Regions from separate parts of the Homo sapiens genome. Here region 2 is linked to region 1. Evidence: chromatin contacts called from ENCODE Hi-C or POLR2A ChIA-PET data. All regions are on one chromosome and are shown on one strand. The core of a region is the stretch at or near the end of the contact, and the rest is flanking DNA. Distances in the headings are between cores, read along the strand shown. Region 1 holds the start of CLPTM1 (CLPTM1 regulator of GABA type A receptor forward trafficking). Region 2 holds the start of ZNF226 (zinc finger protein 226).

Evidence for each region. A loop is a pair of places that touch in the nucleus more often than their neighbours do. ChIA-PET counts read pairs that join two places held with the same protein, here RNA polymerase II (POLR2A). Pooled maps may share reads with other maps.
Region 2: a loop to region 1 is called in a pooled map, with 3 times the contacts of the local background. The contact joins the promoter of ZNF226 here to the promoter of CLPTM1 in region 1. A Hi-C loop is called at or near these places in 1 of 50 pooled maps. POLR2A ChIA-PET finds 5 or more read pairs at or near these places in 2 of 52 experiments (MCF 10A and activated B cell).

What each region holds. Positions count from the first base shown.
Region 1 is chr19:44,951,850-44,957,714 of GRCh38, forward strand. It overlaps CLPTM1 (CLPTM1 regulator of GABA type A receptor forward trafficking), which reads left to right and starts at 3,531. Exons shown (of 14, transcript NM_001294.4): 1 at 3,531-3,618. The coding sequence starts at 3,547. RefSeq lists a silencer at 3,454-3,783.
Region 2 is chr19:44,161,338-44,167,202 of GRCh38, forward strand. It overlaps ZNF226 (zinc finger protein 226), which reads left to right and starts at 3,763. Exons shown (of 6, transcript NM_001032373.2): 1 at 3,763-3,805; 2 at 4,420-4,470. RefSeq lists enhancers at 3,455-3,604, 3,665-3,784.

The DNA.
Region 1 (5,865 bases), core at 2,281-4,780:
AGACAGGGTCTCACTCTGTCACCCAGGCTGGAGTGCAGTAATGTGATCACAGCTAATTGCAACCTCGAACGAACTCCTGGGCTCCGGCATCCCTCCCACCTCAGCCTCAGAGTAGCTGGACCACAGGTGGATGCCACCACACCACCTAATTTTGTTAATTTTTAGTAGAGCTAGGATCTCGCTATGTCACCAAGGCTGGTCTTAAACTCCTAGGCTCAAGCGATCCTTCTGCCTCAGCCTCCCAGAGTGCTAGGATTACAGGCATGAGCCACGAAGCCTGGACGGAATGGCAGAATTTATTTGGTCACTCCACAGAGCATAGGAAGGCTCTGCAGGGAACCTGCCTCCACAGGAGCCCTGTCCAAGGTCACACTTCTCATGAGAAGCTTAGACCTCATCATGCTCCAACACATTGGCCCTTGCAGTGTATGAGACTTGGAGAGCAGATTGCAGCAGTTTGTATTTATAGCTGAGAGCGCAGTTGGGGTTGCAGTGAGGCTGGAGAAAGTTTCAAAGCCCCTCACTTGCCTGGGCTTTCCATGGTCCTCTACCTAAATTTGTACAAGTCATTTTGTACTTTTTTTTTTTCAAGACAGAGTCTCCCTTTTCTTGCCCAGGCTGGAGTGCGATGGCATGATCTCGGCTCACCACAACCTCCGCTTCCCAGGTTCAAGCGATTCTCCTGCCTTGGCCTCCCAAGTAGCTGGGATTACAGGCATGTACCACCATGCCCAGCTAATTTTGTACTTTTAGTAGAGATGGGGTTTCTCCATTTTGGTCAGGCTGGTCTCGAACTCCCGACCTCAGGTGATCCACCAGCCTCTGCCTCCCAAAGTGCTGGGATTACAGTGTGAGCCACCACACCCAGCCAATTTTGTACTTTTTAAAAGAGGCCAGGCCAGGCGCGGTGGCTCATGCCTGTACTCCCAGCACTTTGGGAGACAGAGGCAGGCGGATCACGAGGTCAGGAGATCAAGACCATCCTGGCTAACACGGTGAAACCCCGTCTCTACTAAAAATACAAAAAATTAGCTGGGCGTGGTGGTGGGCGCCTGTAGTCCCAGCTACTCCGGAGGCTGAGACAGGAGAATGGTGTGAACCCAGGAGGCGGAGCTTGCATTGAGCTGAGATCATGCCACTGCACTCCAGCCTGGGTGACAGAGCAAGACTCCATCTCAAAAAAAAAAAAAAAAAGAGGCCCACAAAACACATAAGCTTCAGACCCCACAAAGTCTCTCCTCAATCCCTGTCTTAGTCTATTCACTTCATCCCTGGACTTAAAAGACTGGGCCTACACATTCAAAGAATCGTTATTAACACCATTATTGTCTGTAACAGTGAGGATGAGGCACTGAGTTTTCTTTTTCTTTTCTTTCTTCTTTTTTGGAGGTGGAGTCTTGCTCTGTTGCCCAGGCCGGAATTCAGTGGCATGATCTTGGCTCACTGCAACCTCTGCCTCCCGGGTTCAAGCAATTCTCCTGCCTCAGCCTCCCGAGTAGCTGGAGTTACAGACGTCCGCCACCATGCCCGGCTAATTTTTGTATTTTTAGTAGAGACGGGGTTTCACAATGTTGGCCAGGCTGGTCTTGAACTCCCGACCTCAGGTGATCCGCCTGCCTCGGCCTCCCAAAGTGCTGGGATTACAGGCGTGAGCCACCGCGCCTGGCTGAGGAGCGAAGTTTTCTAAGGTTCCTTCTTGTCCTGTGTTAGCCCTCAGAGAGGTAAGTCACTCACCTTCTGCACCTAGAGAGCCTCATCCCCAGGGCAATCATCCCCAGGGCAGTGCTGGAGATACAGCAGTGACCACAACAGTCCCAGGTCAGCCTGCCCAGTTGGGGAGACACACCCATCCCTGACAGTGATGACACAAAGTGAGCAGGGATGGGGTGGAGGAGCTGAGGGGGCAAGGGAGGATAGGAAAAGGGCTCAGAGAGAGTTTCCTAGAGCGAGAGCTACTGTTACAGGGCTGAGACCTAGAGGAAAGTGGAGGAAACCGATAATAAAATGATAATTATATATTCAGAATATCCCAATGCAAAGCTTACTCTTTTTCCAGGTAATATATAAGGTTCATAATCACAGCGCTCCAAATATTGACCACTTAAGCATGAGGCCCAGGGCCTGATGTTTTCCATTCGCCATCTAACTACGTCTTCCCAATAACACAGCGGGGCAAAACGGGAAGACGAAGAACGAGTACGATTATATCCCTGGTTTATAAAAGGGGAGAAACTGAGGCTCAAACATAGATGTCACTTGTCACCAGCCTGGCCAACACGGTGAAACTCCGTCTCTACTTACAAAAAAAAAAAAAAAATGGGAGGCTGACGCAGGAGAATTGCTTGAATCCGGGAGGCAGAGGTTGCAGTGAGCCGAGATCGCGCCACTGCACTCCAGCCTGGGTGACAGAGCGAGACTCCGTCTCAAAAAAAAAAAAAAAATTAGCCAGGAGTGGTGGCGTGCTCCTGTAATCCCAGCTACTCGGGAGGCCGAGGATGCAGTGAGCCGAGGTTGCAGTGAGCCGAGATCGCGCCATTGCACTCCAGCCTGGGGGAGAGTGAGGCTCCGTCTAAAAAAGAAAAAAAAAGAGAGAGAGAGACGTCACTTGTCCAGGATATCTTATCCAGTCAGTAGCACCACAAGGGTTAGAACCCTGGCCAGACATCCACCCAATTTCACGGGTGAACAGTTAACAGCCTCTGAGAGTCTTGTCCTCTCTGGGCCTCCGTAACACCCTCTCCAAACTAAGGGTCTCTCAGCAGATGGCCGGGTTTAGAGCTGTACGAAGACACACAGCTAATGAAAAATTGTGGAATTCTCAGAGCCCGTGAAGCCTAGCCCACGGATGCGAGGTTTGGACCACTGAGGGAACGCGCATGCGTGCTAGGCAGGGCAGTCCGAAGGCTTGGGGGTGTATCATAGGGTCTCATCGGAGGTTTGTTGGCCGTAAGACCCCTGGAATTGGAACTCTAAAAACACAGAAAGGATATGAGCTCAGGAGACTTGAACGAAAGAGTTGTCTTAGGAAGAGGGGTCAGAAGACAAGGGTGCTGGGCAAAAGGCTAGTTCTTCGAATCAGAATACGGTGGCCAGAAAGGTTCCTCTGACGAAAGAGGGGCGTGGTTCGAAGCCGTACAGTGGCCGGTAAAGCTCAAGAAACATGGAACGAAAAGGACGCGAAGAATCGGCAGGGAGAAGCGGACAGGATGTCCCGAAAGGCTCATATAACCGAAAAGGCGGGTTAATGTGAAGGGACGGAAGGGACAGAACTTGCGGGAGGCACATGCTGGCCGAGAAAGTCCTGGAGTTCGGAGCATACAGTGTTTTTATTAGGTGGAAACAAACGGGCTGGGAGAAAGACGAGTACGGTGGCCAGGTTGGTCCTTCCATAGCCGGAAGTGGCCTTCCTGAGAGGCGTGGCTGCGGCACTCTTGCCGGATAGGGTGGCCCGGCGGGGCTAGGAAAGCGTGAAATCTCGCGCGATTGCGCTGCGAAGTCGGGGACGGGGCGGGGCTGGCGGCGGGGGCGGGGACCCGGAGCGGGAAGATGGCGGCGGCGCAGGAGGCGGACGGGGCCCGCAGCGCCGTGGTGGCGGCCGGGGGAGGCAGCTCCGGTCAGGTACGGAGGCCGAGAGGGGACTGAGGGGGTTCTTCCCCAGCCGGGGGGCCTCCCACGGGGCGTGTCCTACCTCTTGTCACGGAATCCCGTGCACTGGGGGCTCCTTGGCCAGAGGGACCTTGAATACCCGGCCCAGGCAGGGCCGGACCGCCCGGGAGGCCGGACGGTGCCGGGAACAGGGCCCTGTTGCGGGTCGGTTCCCCTGCACGCTCGAGCCGGGCGGCCACCAGGCTCATTGCTCGATCCGGGGAGACAGTGGCTCGGAGGGGCGCAGGCTTGTACCTTGGCGCGCTGGGTTCTCAACTCCGCGATTCCATGCTCTGAGGCCGTTCCTAGAGTGGTCTGGCGTTCAGGTCTCGTTGTAGTGTTTGAGGTGTGCGCAGTGATTAATTGGGAGTTTTCTAGCTGTGGGGAAGTCAGTATTAGCAGGGCACGGCCGACAGACCCATTTTACAGACGGGAATTCAAGGAACAGTGAGACTAAGGCGCTTCTAGAAGGTCATCCTGGTTAGGTTTGTAACTTTATGTAGAAGTTACAAGACACTGCTGACACAGGGACTGGTATGGTTGTGGTTTTAATGTAAAATAGTTCTATGGGTTAATTAGTCCTGGTGCGGATGACTTCTGCCCCACTGCTGTCTTAACACACTGCAGAGCATACCATTTCAGGCAGCTACCGTTCAGGCATTTGGGGAATAGATGGAGAGACATGAAGGTGCTGTCGACCCACCCACTGGGATGTCACTGACATGTGGGAGGCAGCTCAGGGGAAAGGAGTGCGGGTTGAGAGGGGAGAATGAAGCTGACTCTCTGTGTGACCTTGGGCAAGTTCCTTTCCCTCTTTAGGCCTTTATCTCTCCCGTGTTAAATGCAGAGGTTGGACAGGAGGGCCAGCCATATCCCTGCTGTCAGGGGACGAAGAGAGGAGACTGACATGTAAACAGTTGTAATCCTGAATGATTAGGTTGGTGACAAAAGTCTGTGTCAGGGACTGGGGGAGCCCAGAGAAAGAGCAAGTGGTATCACTTGGGTAGGACACATGGATGAAATTTGTGTGATAGAGCCCACTGTATCTGCTCTGAATCTTTTCAGCATTCTCAGCCAGGGCCTGGCTTCAGGGACAGCTTAGGAAATGTTTGTTGAGTTAGTGCTGGAATGAAGGCTCAGTTCCTGTCTTCAAGGGTTTCCCAGTCTTGCTGAAAGGAGGTCGTTTCCCCTCTGGGTTTCTGTTGATTATTGGGTTGATGGTGGCTTGAGAGACCAGGGCCCAGGTTGTTCTCATTGCCCTGAGCTTCCAGATGGCACTCTGATCTTCTCTTGTACCAACTCTGCTTAAAAACAATCAAGAGTTACCCCTTTGCCTTTAGGACAAAGTACAAATTCTTTAATAAATCACAGTCTTGCACGATCCGACACTTTTCTTCAGACTAGACTAGGATTTCTCGAGCTCGGCACTATCAACATTTTGAATTGGATAATGCTTTGTTTGGGGGGCTGCCCTGTGCATTTTAGGATGTTTAGCAGCATCCGTGGCCTCTACGCACTAGATGTCAGTAGGATCCACGCCCCTCCCCAGTTGTGACAACCATATATGTCTCCAGACATTGCCAAATGTTCCAAGAGCAGGGGGGCAAAGCCATCCCTGCGTGAGAACAACTGCGCTAAAGGGGATCCGCTGCTCTGAACCTATTTTATTTCTAAACCTCTTTTATTGCCTCTCAGTCTCTTTCCTCATAGTCTATGCACAGGTCTCTCCCCTCTTTAGCTAGTTGATGTGTATTAGTCCTACAGATTTCAGATGTCCCTTCCTGCAGAAAGCCCTCTTTGACTGTCTGGGCTCCGCTGTCCCAGCCCTGCCCTACTGGGTTTCACTGTCTGGGGACTGGGAACCCCAGGAGGGCAGAGCCAGGACTGCCTTGATCACCACTGCTTCCTTAGCACCACTCAGCTCAGCGCCAGGCACAGAGGAGGTGCTCAGTGTTTGTGGAATGAGCGGATCTTGAAACAGAGGCTGGGCTGAGGTGGAATTCCCTGATGCCGTGGTGGATCCAGGTAATCAGTGAAGACATGCCGCAAAACCTAGCTTCCTCCTGCTCTTGCCTAGCCCTGGTGGTCTCAGCTACTTCTTGGACCCTTTAGCAGATGTTGCTGGGGATTGTGTGTGTGCGTGGACGTGCAGATCCGAGAGCAGGAACTGTGTCTTAGTCACTGATGTGTCCACAGCCACTGCCACCCTTCTCCCATGCC
Region 2 (5,865 bases), core at 2,513-5,012, 790 kb before region 1:
TAAATTTTGTATTTTTAGTACAGACGAGGTTTCACCATGTTGGCCAGGCTGGTCTCGAGCTCCTGACCTCAAGTGATCTGCCCGCCTCGGCCTCTCAAAGTGCTGGGATTACAGGCATGATCCACTGTGCCCGGCCTTGCTTGCTACATTTTTTAAAGCATTAATCTGTAACACAGAGAGAATCCTGGAAATGAAAACAAAGTGGTATACATATGTTAGGGAGGTATGTTTAAAAAGGTTCACTGAGGAAAAAGTGTGCATAAGAGCAGAATATAGTGCAATCCACTTACTGGATGTGGAACCAGTAAGGACAAAGAGTGGGTTTGAATGACATTCCATATTCCTTGGACATGATGGTGATATTTTCAGTGTAGTTGATTAAAGCATGGGTCCCTAACCCCTAGGCCACAGACCCTGTTAGGAACAGGGCCAGACAGCAAGAGGTGAGCAGTGGGCAAGTGAGCAAAGCTGAGTTCTGCCTTCTGTCAGATCAGTGGCATGAACCCTATTGTGAACTACGCATGTGAAGGATCTAGGTTGCAGCCAGGCGCAGTGGCTCATGCCTTTAATCTCAGCACTTTGGGAGGCTGAGGTGGGCGGATCACCTGAGGTCACGAGTTGGAAACCAGCCTGGCCAATATAGTGAAACCCCATCTGTACTAAAAATACAAAAATTAGCCAGGCATGGTGGCAGGTGCCTGTAATCCCAGCTACTTGGGAGACTGAGGCAGGAGAATCACTTGAACGCAGGAGATAGAAGTTGCAGTGAGCCGAGGTTGCGCCATTGCACTCCAGCCTGGGCAACAAGAGCGAAACTCTTTTTTTTTTTTTAAAGAAAGGATCTAAGTTGCTCGCTCCTTGTGAAAATAAAATGATAAATGTAATGTGCTTGAATCATCCCCAAACCATCCCCATCCCCCCACCTCACCTTGTGGAAAAATATTGTCTTCTGCAAAGCTGGTCCCCTGTGCCAAAAAGGTTGTGAACTGCTGGATTAAAGGGCTTTACTCAATAAATTATATCTAACTGGGGAGACTTTTTTCCACTATTGATTTTCTTCAGTATACCTTCACTGGATGCTTGCTACTCATTAAGGTCCATGCTACCTCAATGTGCATGGTATGCTGGGGATTGATAATACCACCTTCACATTCTTGTAATTCACTAGGAGGACTCAAGACACCCTATGTTATCATAGTCACTATGATTTATTGTAGTAAAAGATACCAAGTCAGTTGAGCAAAGGGAAAATGTGCATGGGATGAAGTCCAGAAGAAATCAGGTACAGGCTTCCAATAATCCACTCCCTGTAGAATCATTCATGATGTACTGTTTTTTCAGCATTGAAACATGTGAAATGTCTACCCAGTAAGCTCAATGGAGACTTAGTGCCCTAGGCACTACGTTGTGTTTTGTTTTGGAACTGGTCACATAGGCCAGCTTGGGCCAAAATTCTAGATTCCCAGAAGGAATTCAGCATAAATCACATTATACAAATAGCCGGGGCATGGTGAGCCACTCTCATCAGAGAATTGTGGAAATCCTCCTGAAATTCAAGTTCCCAGATACCAGTCAAGGGCTAACCTTATATCTTGCGCTGCTATAACAGAATACCACAGATTAGGTAATTTATAAACAATATAAATTTATCTGTCATAGTGCTTGAGGCTGGGAAGTCCAAGGTCAAGATGCTGGCAGGTTTAACATCTGGTGAGGGCTGCTGCTGTCTGCTTCCAATATGGCATCCAGTTGCTGCATCCTCTGGAGGAGACAGATGCTATGTCCTCATATGGTGGAAGTGATGAAAAAGCAAGAAGGGATTAAGTTTTAACAAGGGAACACCATCAAACTATAGCATGTTGCAAGCAGGCCTTTTAAGTACAACAGTCTCAGGCCTATGTTAACTCTTTTCTGAACAAAGGGCTTCAGAAATCCAGTACCTATATTCTTTTCTTTCTTTTTCTTTCTTTGTATCACCAGATACCACATTAGGTCATCTTCCTTCAAGGTAATTTGTAACCAAAACCAGTAGACTAAACCAAATAATTTCTTGCCCCTCTGCCCCATAACTGATAAGACTGTAGGTACAGTCTACATCTACCCTCCTCATGACCAGAGTTTTCAGGTTAGTCACAAGACAGCTGTAGAAGCTGGGAGCTATCTGGCTTTGTTTTTGGTTGGTTGTTGTTTGTTCACAGTCAAGAGGAGAGAACTGTTTCATTTGTAATATTGTATAGTTCATGTCTCCCAAAATGCATGGCTACTCTAACTCCCATTCACACACAAGATTAATTCCTTAGCTCTTACCTAGTATGCCCAGCCCTTGTGGGATCATTCAGTTTTTTCATCTGTGGGCCTAACTTGCCTGTTCATCTTTGGCCGTTGGGATTTCCCTGTCTTAGCTTTGAGTTTAGCTACATTTTAACGCTTTAGGGGATATTGTCACATAACATTTTTCTATCTTTGAAAAGATCCACAATATTATGTAATGATTACCACTATCTAATCCTAGAACTCTTTCATCTGCTCCCAAAAGAAATCCCCTACATGAGCTGGGTGTGGTGGTGCATGCCTGTAGTCTCAACTACCCAGGGGGCTGAGGCGGGAGGATCACTTGAGCCCAAGAATTTAAGGCTGCAGTGTGCTATGATCATGCCTGTGAATAGCCACTGTACTCCATTCTGGGAAACATAACAAGACGCTGTCTCTAAAAAAGTAAGAAAAAAAAAACCCTACATATTGACAGTCACTCCCCATTCCCAACTACATCTCCCCAGCCTTGGAGACAACTAATTTACTTTCTGTCTCTATGGACTTGCCTATTCTGCACATTTGATATAAATGGAATCATACCATATATGGTATCTTGTGTCTGGCTTCTTTCATTGGACATAATGTCTTCAGAGTTCATCTATGTTATAACATGAATCAATATTTTGTTCATTCACATTACTAAATAATATTGCATTATATGGCTAGACCACATTTTGTTTATCCACTCATCAGCTGATGGACATTGGGTCTTCTCCACTTTTTGACTATTATGACTAATGCTGCTATGAACTTTTTTAGAACAAGTTTTTGTGTGGATATCTTTCAGTTCTCCTGGGTATTTACTTAGGAGTGAAATTGCTGGCACATAAGCCCCAGATCGGGTGCCAGCAGATTCAGTGTCTGGTGAGGTCCCGCTTTCTAAGTCATACATGGTCCTTCTGGCTGTGTCCTCACATAACTAAAGAGGCAAAGGAGCTCCCTCAGGCCACTTATAAGAGAGCATTAATCCTATTCATGAGGGCATTGCCCTCTTGATCTGATCACGTCCCATAGGTTCCACCTCCTAATATCTTCTTGGGAGTTAGGATTTAAACATACGAATTTGGTGGGGGCCATAAACACTCAGACCATAATAATACCTAAAGAGAAGTGAGGGATTCTGGGAAATGAAAACCAGGAGCTCAAGGTAGTTGGACACTTCCACATCAGAAGGCTTGGACATTCCGGAAGTGTAGTCCAGGAGGGCGGTACTGTTCTGTTTTTCCCCCAACTCCAGCATTCTGTGATATGTAGTCCGGAGTTCCGTGTAGTCGCGCATAGCTCAGCTGCAGTAAGGCTGTAAATGTTTCCCCTGCGGAATCCTGGGAACTGTAGGTCCAATCGTTCTAGGTAGTTGTAGGCACTTCCGGCTCGAGGAAGGCAGTGCTGTGGAATTCTGGGAAGCGTAGTCCAGGTCCTCCTGATACTCGCAGGCACTTCCGCCCAGGAAGACGACGTAGCAGCCATCTTTTCCCTGGCTTTGGTGATTCAGGTCAGCTTCTCAGGAACCTTTCAAACTTCCCCGAAATGCACTTGTGGTCAGCAGCTAGCGGTCTTTTGTTTGGGGAAAAAAAGGAGTAGCGGCTAAGAGCGGAGGTTTGAGGGGCCAGGATGCTGTTTTGCGTTTCCCTGGGCGGAGCTTGTTAGAATTGGGGGCGTACTGGCTTCGGGCGGCTGGGGTGATGCTTCGTCGGGTTTGAAGGTCTCTCGGGCTGTTCGCTCCCTCATTGTGACTCCCCCACCTAATGAGCCAGCCCTACCACTTCATACAGTATCACATTGAGCGAGTTAGTTAATCCCCGTGCCTTCGTTTGCTGTTCTGAAGGAAAATAAAAGCAAAAACTTCCTAATAGAATGTTTTGAGAGAAAACGAGGTAATACAAAAAGTGTAAAACTGCCTGGCACGTGAATTACCAATACTACTGTAATTTTCCTAGAAACTCCCGTTCTGTGGCGAAATTCTGTGAGTCCATGAAGCTGGATTGTCCCTGACCTCTTTTGAGGAAGGAGAGGGTTGCTTCTAACTGGTCCTGGGAGATGCCACTGTGATGTATCCGGGATGAAGACACAATCCTGGTTACTTCATAGCCTGTTTTTCTTCCCCAGCCCTGACTTCTCAAAAAGCACTGCACAGAGGAGGAGGCAGCAGAACCCCATGTGAGTAAGACTTGTTGTTATTCTTGTTTTATTCACATAAATCAGAGAATGTGTGGGGTCATGTATTTGGGCATGAGAAGTGATTATAATTTAGCGTTAGTTGCTAAGTTCCATTCTAAGGGGTTTATACAAATGAACACCTTTCCACTATACAGTGGCTCTGTGAAGTGATACTCTTTTTCCGAGGAGACTGAGACATAAGAACATAACTTGTTTGCTCATAGCCACCTAGCTAGTAGGAGGCAGAGCTAGCATTGAAACCGAGGCAGTCTGAGTCTAGACCTGAGTCTTCTTTGGTATGTTCTGCATGAGCCATAGGCAGCTGGCTAGTATCATGTGAAAATAGGTTGGGACTTCACTGTGGGGACTTTGCTCAAGGTCTGGGCTATTCTATGACTTTTAAAAAATAGTGGCTGGGCACAGTGGCTGACGCCTGTAATCCCAGCACTTTGGGAGTCTGAGGCGGGCAGATCACTTGAGGCCAGGAGTTTGAGACCAGTCTGGCCAACATGGCGAAACCCCATCTCTACTAAAAATACAAAAATTAGCCAGGCGTGGTGGCCAACACCTGTAATCCCAGGAGTTTGGGAAGCTGGGGCAGGAGAATCGCTTGAACCCAGGAGGCGAGGCTGCAGTAAGCTGAGATCACACCGGTGCACTCCAGCCTCGGCAACTGAGCAAGACTCTGTCTCAAAAAAAGAAAAGAGTTTTTAAAAATAGTTTTCTCAATTATTAGTTTTATTTGTTTCAAATAATATAGAGGTAACACATAATCATGGAAAACACAGAAATACATTTAAAAAATGTAAATTCCCCATGACCTTAGGGTATAAAGATAACAACTATAGTTTAGTGCCTTTCTGTCAAGTTTTTCTTGTATATATTTCTGTTTATTAGGGGCTGTTTTGGGAGAGGGACTGAGTACAGTGCAACACTACTCAAACTGTGGTTCACAAAGCAGCAACATTGGCATCACCCAGGTAGAAAGGCTCATTCTTGAGCCCTACCGAAGGCCTTCTGATTTAGCATTTTTGCAGATAGGACCCAGAAATCTGCATTTCAACAAGATCCCAAGGTGAGCGAGATGCATGTTAAAGTTTGAGAAGCTCAGGAAAAGGTCTTATCTGGAAACTCAGGACTAGAAAACTGACCCTGCCAGATGTCACAGATAAAACTGAGCTGGCCATACTAGAACCCTACTCAGTCCAGTGATTTTTCTTTCCCACTAAATATTAACTGTCAAGTTTCTTTGCAAAAACCATGACATGAGTAGAAGGCAGCTGTCAAGTCTAGAGTCAAAATGGAGAAACTCAGAGTCCTGAAGATCTATTTCTCCCAGGCTTTGGGGAGTAGATTCCTTCCCATCTTTTGTACTGGAGGCCTTCTGCCTGAAGT